3 separate regions of the Homo sapiens genome follow, and regions 1 and 3 are each linked to region 2. The links are chromatin loops, found by intact Hi-C in ENCODE. Cell type or tissue: prostate gland. All regions are shown on one strand. Region 1 overlaps FAM124A (family with sequence similarity 124 member A). Region 2 holds the start of LOC124903177 (a long non-coding RNA gene). Region 3 overlaps FAM124A (family with sequence similarity 124 member A).

Region 1 (5,000 bases), 510 kb after region 2:
CACACAAGTATTTTAGAAAAATCATTCTGAAAAGAAATGTAGCCTCTGGGCAAAACTGAGTGGAATGGAAATGGTGGCACAGAGAGAGAGAGAGTTCAACTGAGCTTTCTCTGGTTTTAGGAATGCAGGAGCTTTGGGGAATGAGTGCAAATCTCTGAAGCATTATTCTCATTATTACTAAGGTTCTTAATAACTAAGGGGCAACATTTGGTCTCCAGTTGGCTGAACTGACCAGAAATTGCTCATTGCAGTTATACTAATAATGAAATATAATTTGACACTAAATTACAAATCCAGATATAAAACTATCTGCTCAGTCTGTTATTGCAAAGGAAAACTAAGCCAGAACATCAATAAATAGAATAATCCAATTAAGTGTCTCTCCATTTGGGAACTATTTAGAATTCAGAGTTTAACAGGCTAGTGAGATAGGGCAAAACAATTTAATATTTACTGATTTAAACAATCAGGGCCTTTATATTAAGACAATTACTTTTGTTAATTTAAAATAAGTATTCAATCAATCTGAATGGCTTTGGTCATTTATGTAGTAATCTTAATCACTCTCAATTCTTTCTAGTTATGAGGCATAATTTCTCATGAGTAAATTTACCTGTACTTTAATATTAAATATAAGCACCTTTTTAATAACCAGAGTGTCTTTGTAAACATATTCCTGATCATTTTCTGCTGCATATAATAACCACTTATAAGCCAGGAATTACAAATACAGGATGATGGATTGATAAAAATGTCTGTATTCTTTTAGCCACATTTAAGTGGAAAAGTAATAGCTAAATTCCCTAATTACAACCTACATCGGTTATACATACTGATATATATGTATATCAATGTGCATACGTATTGGTACATATGTATTGGCATGTATAACCAATGTAGGTTATAATTAGGGAATTTAGCTATCACTTTTCCACTTTAGCTATAACTGTTCCAACTGTTAACACACTTCGCAGGATTTTGCCAGAGATAGATGTTCCCTCCATTGGAGAGGGAAGGATATTTGCCTGCAGATGCAGACATGCAAGGGAAGAGATTTTGCAAGAGATGAGCTGGAGCAACTGCAGGGATCCAGGAATTGTGCTCTGAGCTTTCTGTTTGCCTGAGGGTAGCAGGTATCTGATAGATGTTTGTTCAATGAAAGCGCTACCTCAGATTCTTCAGAGATGATGCTCCTAGAAGCATCCACAAGCAGCTGATAAAGCCTGGGTTACATCCTTCAGGCTGAATTTCTGTATGATCAGATTCTCCAGGAAAAGCCTCCACTTCCAGAGTTACAGCATCCTGTACCACATTCTTTGGCAAAGATGCTTTGGTGATTCTTACCTACTATAAAACCATGTACACACATGGCCTCTAGGGTACTGACCTCTCCGGGGACCGTTAGACAATGCTGAAGGATGTTTAAAAGATACTTACTGCTCGTGGAGGACAGGTGGCTGTAGTCGGACCTGAAACACAAGACCTCAGCGTTAGTAGAATTCTTTATCCAAATGATTTATTCAAGCCAGAATTTTAAACAGTCAGTGGTAAGTAGCATTTAGCTGGTAAAGAAATGTCACCAATTAAAAACTGCAGTGCTAAGGCTCATTTTATGCAAAATAAAGTTATGTCTGAATTTGAAAGAAAACTTTAAAGGAACTTTAGAATTCTGGGGGCTCTCATGTGAGTTCTGCAAATTCCTCTGATGAGGTTTGGAAGAAGCCATCTAAAGGTTTAGCAAAAATATTGAATGGTTATTTCTCTGGGGAGAAGCCCCAAAGTTTTCAACAGATTCACCACTCACAGATTCACTCCAAAGGTTACTGCAAATGAGCACCCTTCAAATATTCGCACAACACCATGGGGAAATGTTCTTTGCTAACATAAGCAGAGGATCCCAGCGCGAGGAGAGAGGGAACCTCAGCTGCGAAGGTTTCCACATTCAAGGTGGGGCTGACCACCAGGAAACAAAGGCACAATGATATTTCCACTGATTTCAGTTCCATCTGAGAAGAAAGCCTGCTGGATATTAGAGTAACAGGATGTGAGCTGTGATCGGGAAAGGGAAAAGGCAGGCTAAGGCTGGGGTGAAATCGCCCTTTCAGTTTCTATGCTGAGAAATCAGCTGCTGGCATTCAGCCTCCGTAAGAGTGGGGCTCTGGCCAAGGATCTGCTTAATCTCTAGTAAGTTTCTGCCCTACTTCTGTAGCTGTTAAGACTTTCCTCTCTGGCAACAAATTTGATATGGAAGCTACTTATTTTCTTCCCCTAGTGTCCCAAAGTCATTCTCAGTAGGAAATTAATCACTTTAGCACGTAGGGATTTATTCTGCCATGGAAGTTAGGGGACGAAGTTATGCAAATAAACTGCTTAATTATGTTTAATTTTATAGATATACATTCCTTTTATCTCCTTAGTCTCCTGCTGCCTTTCCTGAATCATCCAATTTTCACTCCATTGAACTTCTTGCCACATTTAAAAAAGTACATGCAAAACTTTTTAAAAAAATCATAAGCAGCATGCCTCTTACTGATTAAAATAACCTACATCACTCAAAATGCTGCATTGATTTATTGGTCGAGGAACAAAATGGAAGAAAACAACATGTGGTTTTCACTTTCACAAATGAAATACTTTAGTAGTCATGGAATCAATGAATTTTAAAACTGGAAAGAATAACAACTACCAACATTTGCATATCCCTTTATATATTACAAACTGCATTCATATATATATATATAATTCAATATTTTATTGACTAGGAAATTAAAGTGATACTATCTGTACAGAGGCCAGGAGGTGAGCAATGATTAGTGACTGAAGTTGAGTGTGCACGGTGGGTGGAGAGGAAGGACTCCGAAGGCAGAAGGGATTGACTGGCTAGCACATGGTGACATACTAGCTAAGGGAGACAACAGAGAGGGGAGGGTCAAGGATTAGCAACATTCTGAAGCCCAGGATTTGTAACCCAGTACTGGTGCATTAAATTCTTTCTGGAACCATTCAGGACATAAACTTTAGAACAATACTTGGAAATGTAATTATATATAAACTTAGTGACTGCTCAGCAAATATCCACTGTGGTAGATGCAACAGGAAAACAACTTGATTACAATAAAATCATCTTAAGATGGACAGACTTTAAAGAAATGTCATGACTATTCAAATACAACACACAATAAGAATGGCGATATTTCTATTTCTTTTATTCTTTAAAATGTGTATTTTCAGCTAGGATTTTCCAAATTCTCTTGAAGCAGATGGGATTCACATATGCATACATTTTAAAGATCTGCATACAGATGGATATGTATGTAGAATGAAATTTACACTTGAAACATAGTTCAAGAATCTTAAAGTGCAACAGTATTTTAGTGTCTTGGGACAGGTGCTGGCATAACTGATGCCCCTCTATGAGTCCCTCCACGTTTCTAGAGACTAAGGGCACCACCGGGTTGGGCCCGCCGAATGGTCAGCCTTCTGACAATCACGCTGATCCTGCTGCAGTTCCCTCCACATACAGCAGCCAATCTTTGCAAAGGATAAATCTGATCATGTCTCTCTCTGGATGAAATTCAAGCTCGCTAGTGTAAAACACAAACCCCTCTCTCCGTGACGGATGGCCCAGCTCTGCTGTCCAACTTTCACCCGGGTCCACCGTCACAACGGAAACACACAGAAAGTCACCTACAGCCTCCCACTGCTCTCCAGCCTCTGATCCTCAGTATATGCAATTTGTACACAGTTGCCATAATGATGGAGACACAATTTTGAATTGCTCTTTTCACTTGATACCATCATAACATGCTGCTACACATTTCCTGTAATTATCATTTTAAATTAATACACTATAATTTATTCAACCCTTTTGTTGGCTAAATGATCGCTCCTGGTTGTTCACCTTTACAAAACACACGGCAATGAGGTATTTATGAATATGGCTTTATATTTATTTTCTTTTCCTTAGAAAAATTATCATGGGTGGAAATATAGACTGATTTGAGGTATAAATACTTTTATAGCTCTTAAAATATATTCCAAATAACCTCAAAAGCTTATTTACTAGAAATACGGTTAGGAAAGACAAACTACAAAGCTTGAAACAATTCTGCACATAATAAATAGGTTCAAACCATTTCAGAGAATAACCAGGTATTTCATTAGGGTTCTCTGGACAAGTCTGTACTCTGGACAAGTTTTTTTTAGGCAAGAGGAACAGCAGTAGGGTAGCTGCCTTGAGATTTCTGTTTATTGGTCTCACCTTTTAAGAATTTAGTTAGCTGGCTATGCATAAGACATTCAGCCCTGCCAGAATGAAGCATGAAAGGTGAATTTAGAATGAAAAATTTATACACGATATAGAGCAGAATAATACAAAAATTATGTACATTCACACACCTGACAAATATAGACACATTTCCAAATATTATTTACTATTTGTGCCAATAATGAACAGAAAGTTAGATGCAGTCCCTTGTCTATATTAATTACAATATTACATATAGGGATTACATAGAGGTTCTGTACTTAAGACAGTTTACCCTATCAGACAGCAGCCTAGCTACCAAATGATATACTACATATATACAGAATACTACATATATATATATACTACATATATACAGAATAAATTATTTTCCAGGAAAATCATGGCATAAGAATTGATCTTGGCATTCCTGTAAAATTGATCTTGATGTTTCTGTAAAACATCAGCTATTGAGCATCATGAACTTCTTCTGTTAACCCTCATTGCACTGAATTAAATTTAGTGTTAACTAGCTCCACCTTGAATACAAAGATAACAAAGTACTAACAAACGATCTGGTCTTCTATACAGCATTTCCCCTTTCATCTTTTTAAAAGACCTATCCCATTTAAAAATTCATCCCACCTATTCTTTTCCACCCACCTATTTAAAGTCTAGACCCCTGATTTTTTGTTATGTCTTAAGTCACAGCGAAGTATCAATTGGAGGTCCTCCAAAGAAACAGGGCATGGTA
Region 2 (5,000 bases):
AAAGCACCAGGCAAAGGCCTTCTGCCCTTCATCCTGTGTAAAGCCACTTCTGCCTGGTGGCTCCTGATCTCAGCAGCCTGCCTGCTTACCTGTGCAAGTTCTAAGGGCATGATTCTATCAGCATGGACTCCAAGCAGGGTCTATTCCATTTTCTAAAAGGACAAGTCTGTACTTAGAAACTGGAAGAGCTATTTGTTAAAGTTTTATTTTTCTAGGACTGAGAGACTTATCTAAACTTTATAGCTTTTCCTTTCGTAACAAACTGTAGGCGTAAGTTTCCCAGAACCACATTTTCCATTCAGGTCAAGGGCCCTTTGCACACAGTGATGCTGGTGTTAAGCACTGCTGCAGTTCAGCATCTGGTGCATGAAATCGTGCAAAAGTGCTTGCAGTCTTTATTAACCACTGCGTACAAATAAAACTAGTTAGGAGTGAAATGAATGAGTCCAGTGAATATTAGTCATCTTCATTCAAGACCTGCATTTCACTTCTCTGAGAGAGTCCAAGTTGGCAGGAATTTCCTGGCAGATTAGATGATAATAGTGTTATTAAACACAACTGTGCTTTGGCTTTTTTTTTTTTTTTTGAGACGGAGTCTTGCTCTGTTGCCCAGGCTGGAGTGCAATGGTGTGATCTCGGCTCACCGCGACCTCCACCTCCTGGGTTCAAGTGATTGTCCTGCCTCAGCCTCCCGAGTAGCTGGGATTACAGGCACGCGCCACTATGCTCGGCTACTTTTTGTATTCTTAGTAGAAACGGGGTTTCACCATGTTGGCCAGGCTGGTCTCAAACTCTTGACCTTGTGATCCGCCCGCCTCGGCCTCCCAAAGTGCTGGGATTACAGGCGTGAGCCAATGCACCCGGCCCTGGCTTCCTTTTTTCTTCTCTTACGTGGATGATGTGAACTCCTTCTACAGGACCTGGATGTGTGTTCCCTTGTCATAAAGATAAACGTAAGGGAATGATTCCTCTAATGAACTGATGACAAGGTCTGAGTGGCCCCACAAGCCAGGAGTGACCCCAGACAGCTGTTCTGTTCTCCAACATGAGAAAGAAGGGCTTAGTAGCTACTTCTCTAACACTAAATTCTAAAACTAAAACAAGTATTTGTACACAGGCCCTGCCATCCAAAATTTAATTAGTTTATGTCCAACAACTCCAAACTAGATTTAACTATTTAGGAGAATATTTTGAAACTAGGGTTTCCAAGCAGATTTACAGGAAAAGCTAGTGTTGCTTAAAACCGGTTAGTTCATAGAAGCATTACAAACATTTGTTTATGGCTGTCAAGGGTTGCTCAATATCATTTTGAAAACTTTACAACTAAAAAACAATTCAGATGAGCACTAGAGTTGTAAAGCAGATCTAACATTCTTTTATGCAAAAAGATTAAGCTTTGGCCCCAGGGACAGCAAGGCGTCTCAGGGTGTGGGCTGAGGGTCACCAGTGGGGAGTTGCCTGGGAAGCTTGTCAAAGCACAGATCCACACCGCTCTGGACGGCAACCAGAATCTTAGCAGACAGGGACCGGACATCTCAGAGATTCTCTGTACCCAGCAAAGTTTGAGAACTGCTCCAAGGAAATGCAAGGCTTTCTCTGTACTTCCTCTCAGCCCCCTAAAATCTATCCTTTAAGGAAAAAGAGCCTGACATGAATCAAGGCAAGTACTCAATAAATATTTGGTCAAGTACAAAATGTACTGTGAAGGATCTTACCTCTCCTCTTTTCCGTATGCTGCCAAGGAGCTTGAAGCCACATTTGAACTCAATTATATAAATTTTGTAAGCCTTCACAGCTTGTATTTTCAAGCTTTTTTTTTTCCTCACTCTCAAATTTTTACTGTTATATTCTTCCCAGTTCTAATTTTTACCTTTTATTTATTCACTGCCATTACTTTATTTTATGGTTTTTGTAAGCACTCTCAAATGCTCTGTGGAATAAAATGGGGTATAAGTATATAAACACAGTTTTACACAGTTATAAATCAAAGTGGCCAGTATTTGTGTTCCCGCCATGTTCCTTCCCATGCTAAGATCCTGCCACAGACTGGGCTGCACTCCTTTGTTCTAGCTGTCAGCTGAGAATCTTTTCTCAGAGTCTTTATGAAAGCACCAGCAACCTTACTTGTGTCCTTGGAGCTCGATGGCTGTTCCTTTTCTCCCACCGATGTCCCACATGATGACAGAGTGATCTGAACTGCCTGAGAACAACACCCGCTGGACTGGGTCCCAACAGAGAGCGGTCACCCCACCTGAGAGGACAGACACAACCAGACATCAGTCACAAGGTAAGACTCTTACCCACAAAAGAAATGTGAATGCAGCGGAGACAGAACCTAGTGCAGTTCCTGGCATACAATAAATTCTTATTGAAAGAACAATCAAGTAAGTCCCCAAAGAGAAAAAAGTTGGCTCCAAGGAAATTCCCACCCTTTAAGCATTTTTCACCAACATTTCATGTACCATAAAATCAATTACTGTAAAGACCAAAAGAAAATAAAAAAGACAATAAATTGACCTTCAAAAGGGAGACATAATTCTAAGAAGAATGGAAAATATTGCACTGTTTGGAAATATTAACCACATTTTCTTAACTGCTGCCTGCCTCCCACCCCTGACAATAACAGATGAGAAGGAAATGGGTTTACAAATGCTCAATTAGATTTTTTATTCTTGAATATCAGATTTAATTAGGCCACAATATCAGAATTTAAAATTATGTTTGCTCTTTGGGAATTTTAATTTACAGATTCCGGGCAAACTTCTTATGTTCTTAAATGTCAGTTTCCTCAACTGTAAAATGCAGATGATGGTAACACCATGACCACTATGACTATTACTAAGAATGAAAACATCAACCCAGCCATTACCTACTTCATACGGTTGTGGTGAGAATTAGATCAATTACATAGGACCATTCTACCACTCTAAACTTGTTGTGCAGTATAGATGTGGGTTATTAGGATTACTGTAGTGGTATGGCTATAAAATATTATAATAGATTTTCTATGGTAGTCCCTTTGTAAATCAAACCCTTATATACTGAGAACAATAAGAATTTTTTCCACTTAAGATGTGCACAAAGCCTGCAAACACTTAAGAATGTCAGAAATACTCATTTTTTACATTATTAAAAATATTATATTCTGAAAAGAACATAAAATAGCTTCTCATTTGTTGGAATCTGACATTTTTCTTATTGAGATTATCAGTTTGTTCTAATGAAGTGCTACACTTAAGAGCTTTCAGGGAAGTTTCTCTCATACATTTGTTTCAGGAGAATACTTTCTTATTTGTCATATGACTCTTCTTAGTAAGACATTTTTTAAGATCAAAAAGTAGGGGGAACCCCAAACTCTACTATTCTGGATTATGCTTCCTAGCGTCTTCCTAAACCTGCACCCCATGCTGCTGGTATACACTCCTGCTCATGTAAGAATAAACATGGCTTCCCCAAGTGCATATGTGGTTAGCCACTGCATGTAGCCCAGCCCTCACCCCCGACCACCAACATTCCCCACAACAGCAACCAAACACAGTGATGGATGCAGACAGGCCGCTCACTGTGTTGTCTGTTAAAATGTATTGTCTGCTGAATGAAGGAGCAGATGAATGCAAACATAAAGATAATTTTCTCCACTTCACACAAGTTCTTGCTTAAAGGTCACCTCCTCAGAAACATCTTCCTTGACTACACTCATCACTCTCCTGATTATTCTTTTTTTTTTTTTTTTTTTTTTTTTTTTTTTAAATTCATTGTCTCCTGCCCCAGTAGAATAGAAGCTCTAGGAGGGCGGGAACTGTGGCTTGTTCACCACGGGATCACCAAAACCTAGAATTCTGCCTGGCTTACCCACAGCAAACACTCAATAAGCCTGGACAAATGGGCAAATGATTGAATGAAGGAGTAAGAATATGAAAGAAATGCCCTTGGCTTTGTTCTTGGCAGATTAAACAGGCATATGACATCTATTAATGGGTTAATATTAGATTAAATGGGTTAATTAGATTAAATGAGTTAAGATTAAATGGGTTAATATATATAAGCACACAAAACAGTACCTAGCGCATGGGAAGCATGTGCCTGGCTGACTACTATTGTTAATGTGATGCCTGCATCTGTTCGACTACTCACATCTTTAGGTCATGGCATACCCATCTCAAGGACAATCTCTGAGATGGTCTCACTTGACTGACTAAGCCACTCCAACTGGGGGGCTAGATAAGAGAAAGGTGGCAAGTGTTTGATTTCCCCTATATAACACGTGAAATGGGTAGCTTAGGTTCTTTAAGGCATCATTATCAGATTTAATAATGGTGGGCACTGGTAAAAAGAATGATTAGAAAGGCTTACTTGACTCAGTTAAAAAGACTTAATTGGAAGGGTTGTTCATTCTGTCAGAATCAACATGGAAATATTGAAATAGGGCTTACCATGACCCAGGTGACAGATACCTTTAGACTTCCCTGACCGATATATACCTACACATCTAAGAACACTACACCATGGGGCCGGGTGCGGTAGCTCACGCCTGTAATCCCAGCACTTTGGGAGGCCAAGGCGGGCTGATCACGAGGTCAGGAGTTTGAGACCAGCCTGGCCAATATGATGAAACCCCATCTCTACTAAAAATACAAAAATTAGCTGGGCGTGGTGGCGCGCACCTGTAGTTCCAGCTACTTGGGAGGCTGAGGCAGAAGAATCGCTTGAACCCAGGAGGCAGGGGTTGCAGTGAGCAGAGATCACGCCACTGCACTCCAGCCTGGGCAACAGAGTGAGACTCCGTCTCCAAACAAAACAAAACAAAAAACACTGCACCATGAGGAGCCAGCTCTCTGCCTTCTTTGTTGGTGACTATGGGATGAGGATGGTTTATGGGGATAGAAGAGAAAGTTTGGATATGGTATTATAAGTGTACAGGCTCTGGAACCAGAATCTAGTCTTAAATCCCAGCCCTATCTTTATTAGGTATAGGACCTTGGACAAGTTACTTAACGTTT
Region 3 (5,000 bases), 450 kb after region 2:
GTGATTTAAAACTACATAATATTGTTACCTAGAGTCATCCTGCAGTGATACAGGACACTAGAACTTATTCCTCCTGTCTAGCTATAATTTCGTGTCCTCTAACAAATCTCTCCCCTTCCCTCCTTTCCCCCTAACCTTCCCAGCCTCTAGTATCCTCTGTTTTACTTTTTACTTCTAGGAGTTCAAAAGTAATATTAATCTTAATGAATGAGGTTTTGGGAACCCTCTTAAGTTTTGCCCCTGAGGCATGTACCTCACTTACTGCACCCTACTCCTCCCACTTTGCAAATGAGGAACCCAAGAGTGAGAAATGGAATAGCTTGATTAGGGTCACACAGCTAGCAAGTCTGGGTGGGATTCAAAGTCCGATACGTGTGACCCCAAAGCCCTGCTTCTCTCCATTGGGCTATCTTGGTGCTTCACTCTTCATTTTCGAATGTGAATGATGAGAGAGAAGGCGAGGTGGGGGGGGGAGCAGGAGGAGGAGGAGATGGAGGAGGAGGAGGAGGAGATGGAGGAGGAGGAGGAGGAGATGGAGGAGGAGGAGGAGGAGGAGATGGAGGAGGAGGAGGAGGAGGAGATGGAGGAGGAGGAGGAGGAGATGGAGGAGGAGGAGATGGAGGAGGAGGAGAAGGAGGAGAGATGGAGGAGGAGATGGAGGAGGAGGAGGAGATGGAGGAGGAGGAGGAGATGGAGGAGATGGAGATGCTCCTTATTGGTGTAGGGGTGTGTGTGGTGGTTTGGCGTGGATTTGGTGGCACAGGAAAACCCCAAGTCATGGGTATATTGCAGGAAGCTGAAAATTCAGGTCTAGCACCCAGGAAAGTGTGGCTGAATGTGCAAGAGAGGCCAGGCCCATGCAGGATGGGAAAGGAAAGCCAGTGTCCTCCAAATGGAAAGCTCCAGTGTGTACTGAATTTGGAGCAAAGGTGAACAGAATGTGACCATGCAGAATTCCCTGGGTGGGCCACAGGTGGTCAGGTCACAGTCCTGAGCCTGCTGCCAGATTCCCAGGCGCTCACCTCCACAGCTGCAGCCAGTTCACCATTTCCAGCAAGGGTAAAGCTGGCCAGAGGGAATACTCCTGGGAAGCCATTGTGGGGGTAGGGGGCAGTGAGCTCTGAAATGACCAAATGACCAAAGAGGTCACTGCAGGAGTGCAGAACCAGCTCGGGTGATGAACACAGGCCCAGACAGCCACAGAGCTTTATGGCCAAGGAGAATTTCAGAGGCCCTGGCATGAGGTGATTTAGCTCATATCGGGCACAGGAGGCTCATTTTGCAGGAAGTGGAACATAACTCTTGGAGTAGAAATAGGTTGAGGAGTCTCCCGCTGCACCTCAGTTTCCTCTGTTCTGACAGGCTGCATTTTCAGTCTTCAGGCCACTGCTAAGAGCTACGCCCCCGGCAGTCAATCCAGCCTACTCTTTAGTCTCCTCTTGCTTCTTACCTCATTAGGATCTGACACATCTTATGTGATGAGGAAACCTGGGGAGGTAGTAGACGCTTCTGGCCTTGGTTGAACAGGGGCAAGGTTAGCTTCAGAAAGGGAAGCAACCTTATTATCGGCCCTTCTGTTTCTAAACTCTACAGATACGGCCTCAAGAGCATTGGAGAAGCCCAGCCCTCTAGGCTTTCTGCTGAGAGAAATTTCCACCTTGCTGCACAGTGCGGCCGGAGAAGGATGTCTAGGGAGCCTCACCCACAAGCTGTGGGTGCGCTGTCTCCTCCAGCTGTTGCTGATTCTGTCCCCCAAGCAAGAAAGCCCAAGACTTGGTCCAAATTAGTAACCCTACAGAGAAAATCCCTAATGAAAATCCCCTGGTGAGAAAGAGATTTTAGAAATCTGTGCTAAGAAAAACTTGTTTTTTTCTGAGGAACTGTGTTGAGGAAACTTAAATTACAATGAAAGAAGACAGTGTTTCTAGATTCCTTTTTTTTTTTTTTTTTTTTTTGAGACGGAGTCTCGCTCGGTTGCTCAGGCTGGAGTGCAGTGGCACGATCTCGGCTCACTCACTGCAAGCTCCGTCTCCCGGGTTCAAGCCATTCTCCTGCCTCAGCCTCCCGAGTAGCTGGGACGACAGGCTCCCGCCATCACGCCCGGCTAATTTTTTGTATTTTTAGTAGAGACGGGGTTTCACTGTGTTGCCAGGGTGGTCTCTATCTCCTGACCTCGTGATCCACCCGCCTCAGCCTCCCAAAGTGCTGGGATTACAAGCGTGAGACACCGCACCTGGCCTAGATTCTTTAATCGTAAATGAGAACTAGACAGCTACTCATCTCTTTCCCTTTTCGCTCTGGCTTCCAGGAAATTCCAGGAAACTGCTGTAGCAGTTACATTTTTCTTTACGGTGGACATAGTTGTAGACTCCTTTTTGGGGGCCTGCTTTACTATTTGCATTGTGTTGTTTCATTTGGAAATTAAATTGCCTCAATCCTTTGTAGACATAAACAGCTTAAAAAATTAAATGCAGGATAATAAAGTGAAGTTCATCCAGGTGGAGGCTTCTTCAATGAAAAGGGCACTCAGTGACCCTCCCGGGCACAGCGGCCACCAGGTGGCACCAAAGCTTCCCCACAGCCACCTTCAGGGATGCGATTTGGCTTGAAAGCGTTTCTGTTTAGCTAGCCGGCCGGTTCTTGGGCTGTGCCACACACATTCAGAGTGACTCCAATCCAAAATGCTCTGGGTTTAGCTTTAGGGACTGAGCAAGGCTGATCTAAGGGAGTCAGGCAGCCTCTTTCAGGTGCTCAATTGATAAGATCAATATTTCAAATGTCTCAAATGGACCACTCCCAGCCAGAACAGGGCAGTGGGGCATGGTGAAGCAGCTCCATTTTTCTTTCTTTTTTTTTTTTTTTTTGAGATGGAGTCTTGCTTTGTCACCCAGGCTGGAGTGCAGTGGTGTGATCTCAGCTCACTGCAACCTCTGCCTCCCAGGTTCAAGCAATTCTCCTGCCTCAGCCTCTCAAGTAGCTAGGATTACAGGTGTGTGCCACCATGCCCAGCTAATTTCTGTATTTTTAGTAGAGAAGGGGTTTCACCATGTTAGCCAGGCTGAGCTCAAACTCCTGACCTCAAGTGATTCACCCACCTCGGCCTCCCAAACTGTTGGGATTACAGGTGTGAGCTACCGTACCTGGCCTACAGCTCCATTTTTCTATGCCACCATCCCAGATAACAGGAGGCGACACCCTCATCACAGAGTTCATGGAGGTTGTCAGTGGGACCCAGAAGGGGTCTTTTTGCCTTCACCGTGTATTCTAGTGACTTCAGTCTGAAATGAGTGTGTTGTTCCTTATAGTGGGCACATCACTGGACACGGGTCCTCAGCCCTCTAAGATGGAAATTGTTAAAAAGACCCAAGCCTGCCGACATTACCATTCATGTTTGCCTCCATTATTCACTCAGGGAAATCAGATCTTTTAAAGCCACTTTGTAAATAGACCTCTGTGCCCAAGACTAGAAAAAGCCTTCAGTAAAAGGTGGAAGAATGTACTTATATATAATCTTTAAATTCAGGTTCCTGACCCTTTGTGGTTCCATTTGTTATAATAATAGTGTGTCAAAAGGTGTTTCCCTTGAGAACGCAATTTATTCATGTCAGCTTCTCATGCTATTTTCTGAAGCCTCTGTAGTATCTGATCAATTGTATTTCTCAGGAATGCAAGAGAAGCAGAACCCTACAAATGATGAGCACATGGAGCCATGTGGCCTGGGGCGGAGAAGGAGAGGGTGACTATTCAGCTATTCCTACTTCTCTCCTGAAATTCATACCCAGGGATCACTGGTCAGAACTGGTCACTGATACCGGTCTGAGGGTATGAGGAGGGAGAAGCTGTCCACAGTTGGTTTTATTGCCCTTAAAAATCTTACAGGAATTCAATGAATCTATTCAGATGCCTCTTGGCTGACAGTTTGGAGCACTAATTCATCTACAGAAAGTAGAAAGATAGGCCGGGCGCTCTGTCTCATGCCTGTAATCCCAGCACTTTGGGAGGCTGCAGTGGGAGGAGGGTTAGAGTCCAGGAGTTTGAGACCAGCCTGGGCAACATAGCAAGACTGTCTCTACAAAAAATAAAAAATTAGTGGGGCATAGTGGTGCATGTGTAGTCCCAGCTACTCAGAAAGCTGAGGTGGGTGGATCACTTGAGCCTGGGAGGTTGAGGCTGCAGTAAGCCATGATTGTGCCACCGCACTAAGCCTGGGTGACAGTGATATCCTTCCTGTCTCAAAAAAAAAAAAAAAAAAAAAAAAGGAAAATAGGGAGGTAGGAAGATACCTCCGTTTCTCCTGATTTATTTGTGGCCGGGAGCTCATTCTAAGTAAAGTAAACATGTAGTCTCACCTGGGAACGCACTGGGTGGTACAGTCCAGTTCACTCTGCTGTGACTGTTCCCCTGCCCTCAGACCCGGAGGCTCAAGGAGCAGCCACTACTAAAACCCAATTTATTCAAGCACACATCAACCCTCCCATGTCACAAAAGTCTCTGCAGTGGCTCACCCACTGCTTCCACCAGTTCCTCTTATGCTCCTTTTAACCAGTTGAGGTGACCCAAGATGATTTCTGTAGGACTTGCCAGGTGAGTTGGGGACAGACAGAGAAAGATTTGCTCTTTAAAGCAGACACTAGGTGGTGTTTAGTGTAGGCCAAAGTGGGACCGTGAGCAGTAATTTGGGGTTGAGGGGATCTTACTTGGAAAAGAGGCAAATGAGGGATGGGATGTAACTCAACCAGAGCACTTACCAACACATCCCCTCCCTGGCAATGCTGGAGGAAGCGTAAGGCCAAGGAAACAAGAGACACGGTTCCATTAAGCGACAAAAAACCAGGGCTACAATCTAGACTTCTTACACTACAGAGCCTAATACATAGATATAATTTATGAGACAACCTCAATATTTTTCAATTGAACACATTTATTGAGCACCTACAATGTGCCAGCATCTTTTACAAGGATAATACTCCAAACGAGTCAGGATCCTCCAGAGAGTATTG

What was found. A loop is a pair of places that touch in the nucleus more often than their neighbours do. Peaks named below come from ENCODE experiments on the same cell type or tissue, not always from the same donor. Only the 100,000 strongest peaks of a DNase experiment are listed, where the experiment ranks them.
Region 1: a loop joins it to region 2, with 2.6 times the contacts of the local background. A loop is called at or near these places in 5 of 110 quality-filtered maps.
Region 3: it touches region 2 in a loop (2.5-fold over the local background); 2 of 110 quality-filtered maps call a loop at or near these places.

The regions. Positions count from the first base shown.
Region 1 is chr13:51,227,817-51,232,816 of GRCh38, reverse strand. FAM124A (family with sequence similarity 124 member A) reads right to left here. Exons shown (of 4, transcript NM_001242312.2): 2 at 1,438-1,469. Among named protein-coding and RNA genes, the nearest start is that of FAM124A, 7.9 kb to the right of the region's middle. In prostate gland, no CTCF peak of the experiment used is centred here; a DNase peak (open chromatin) is centred at 2,125.
Region 2 is chr13:51,736,300-51,741,299 of GRCh38, reverse strand. WDFY2 (WD repeat and FYVE domain containing 2) reads right to left here. Exons shown (of 12, transcript NM_052950.4): 7 at 2,125-2,251. It overlaps LOC124903177 (a long non-coding RNA gene), which reads left to right and starts at 2,202. Exons shown (of 2, transcript XR_007063807.1): 1 at 2,202-2,287. In prostate gland, no CTCF peak of the experiment used is centred here; DNase peaks (open chromatin) are centred at 1,493, 1,699 and 2,119; H3K27ac peaks cover 2,889 bases.
Region 3 is chr13:51,284,143-51,289,142 of GRCh38, reverse strand. FAM124A (family with sequence similarity 124 member A) reads right to left here. Exons shown (of 4, transcript NM_001242312.2): 4 at 4,904-5,000. Among named protein-coding and RNA genes, the nearest start is that of SERPINE3, 53 kb to the left of the region's middle. In prostate gland, a CTCF peak has its summit at 2,547 (motif pointing right); a DNase peak (open chromatin) is centred at 2,582.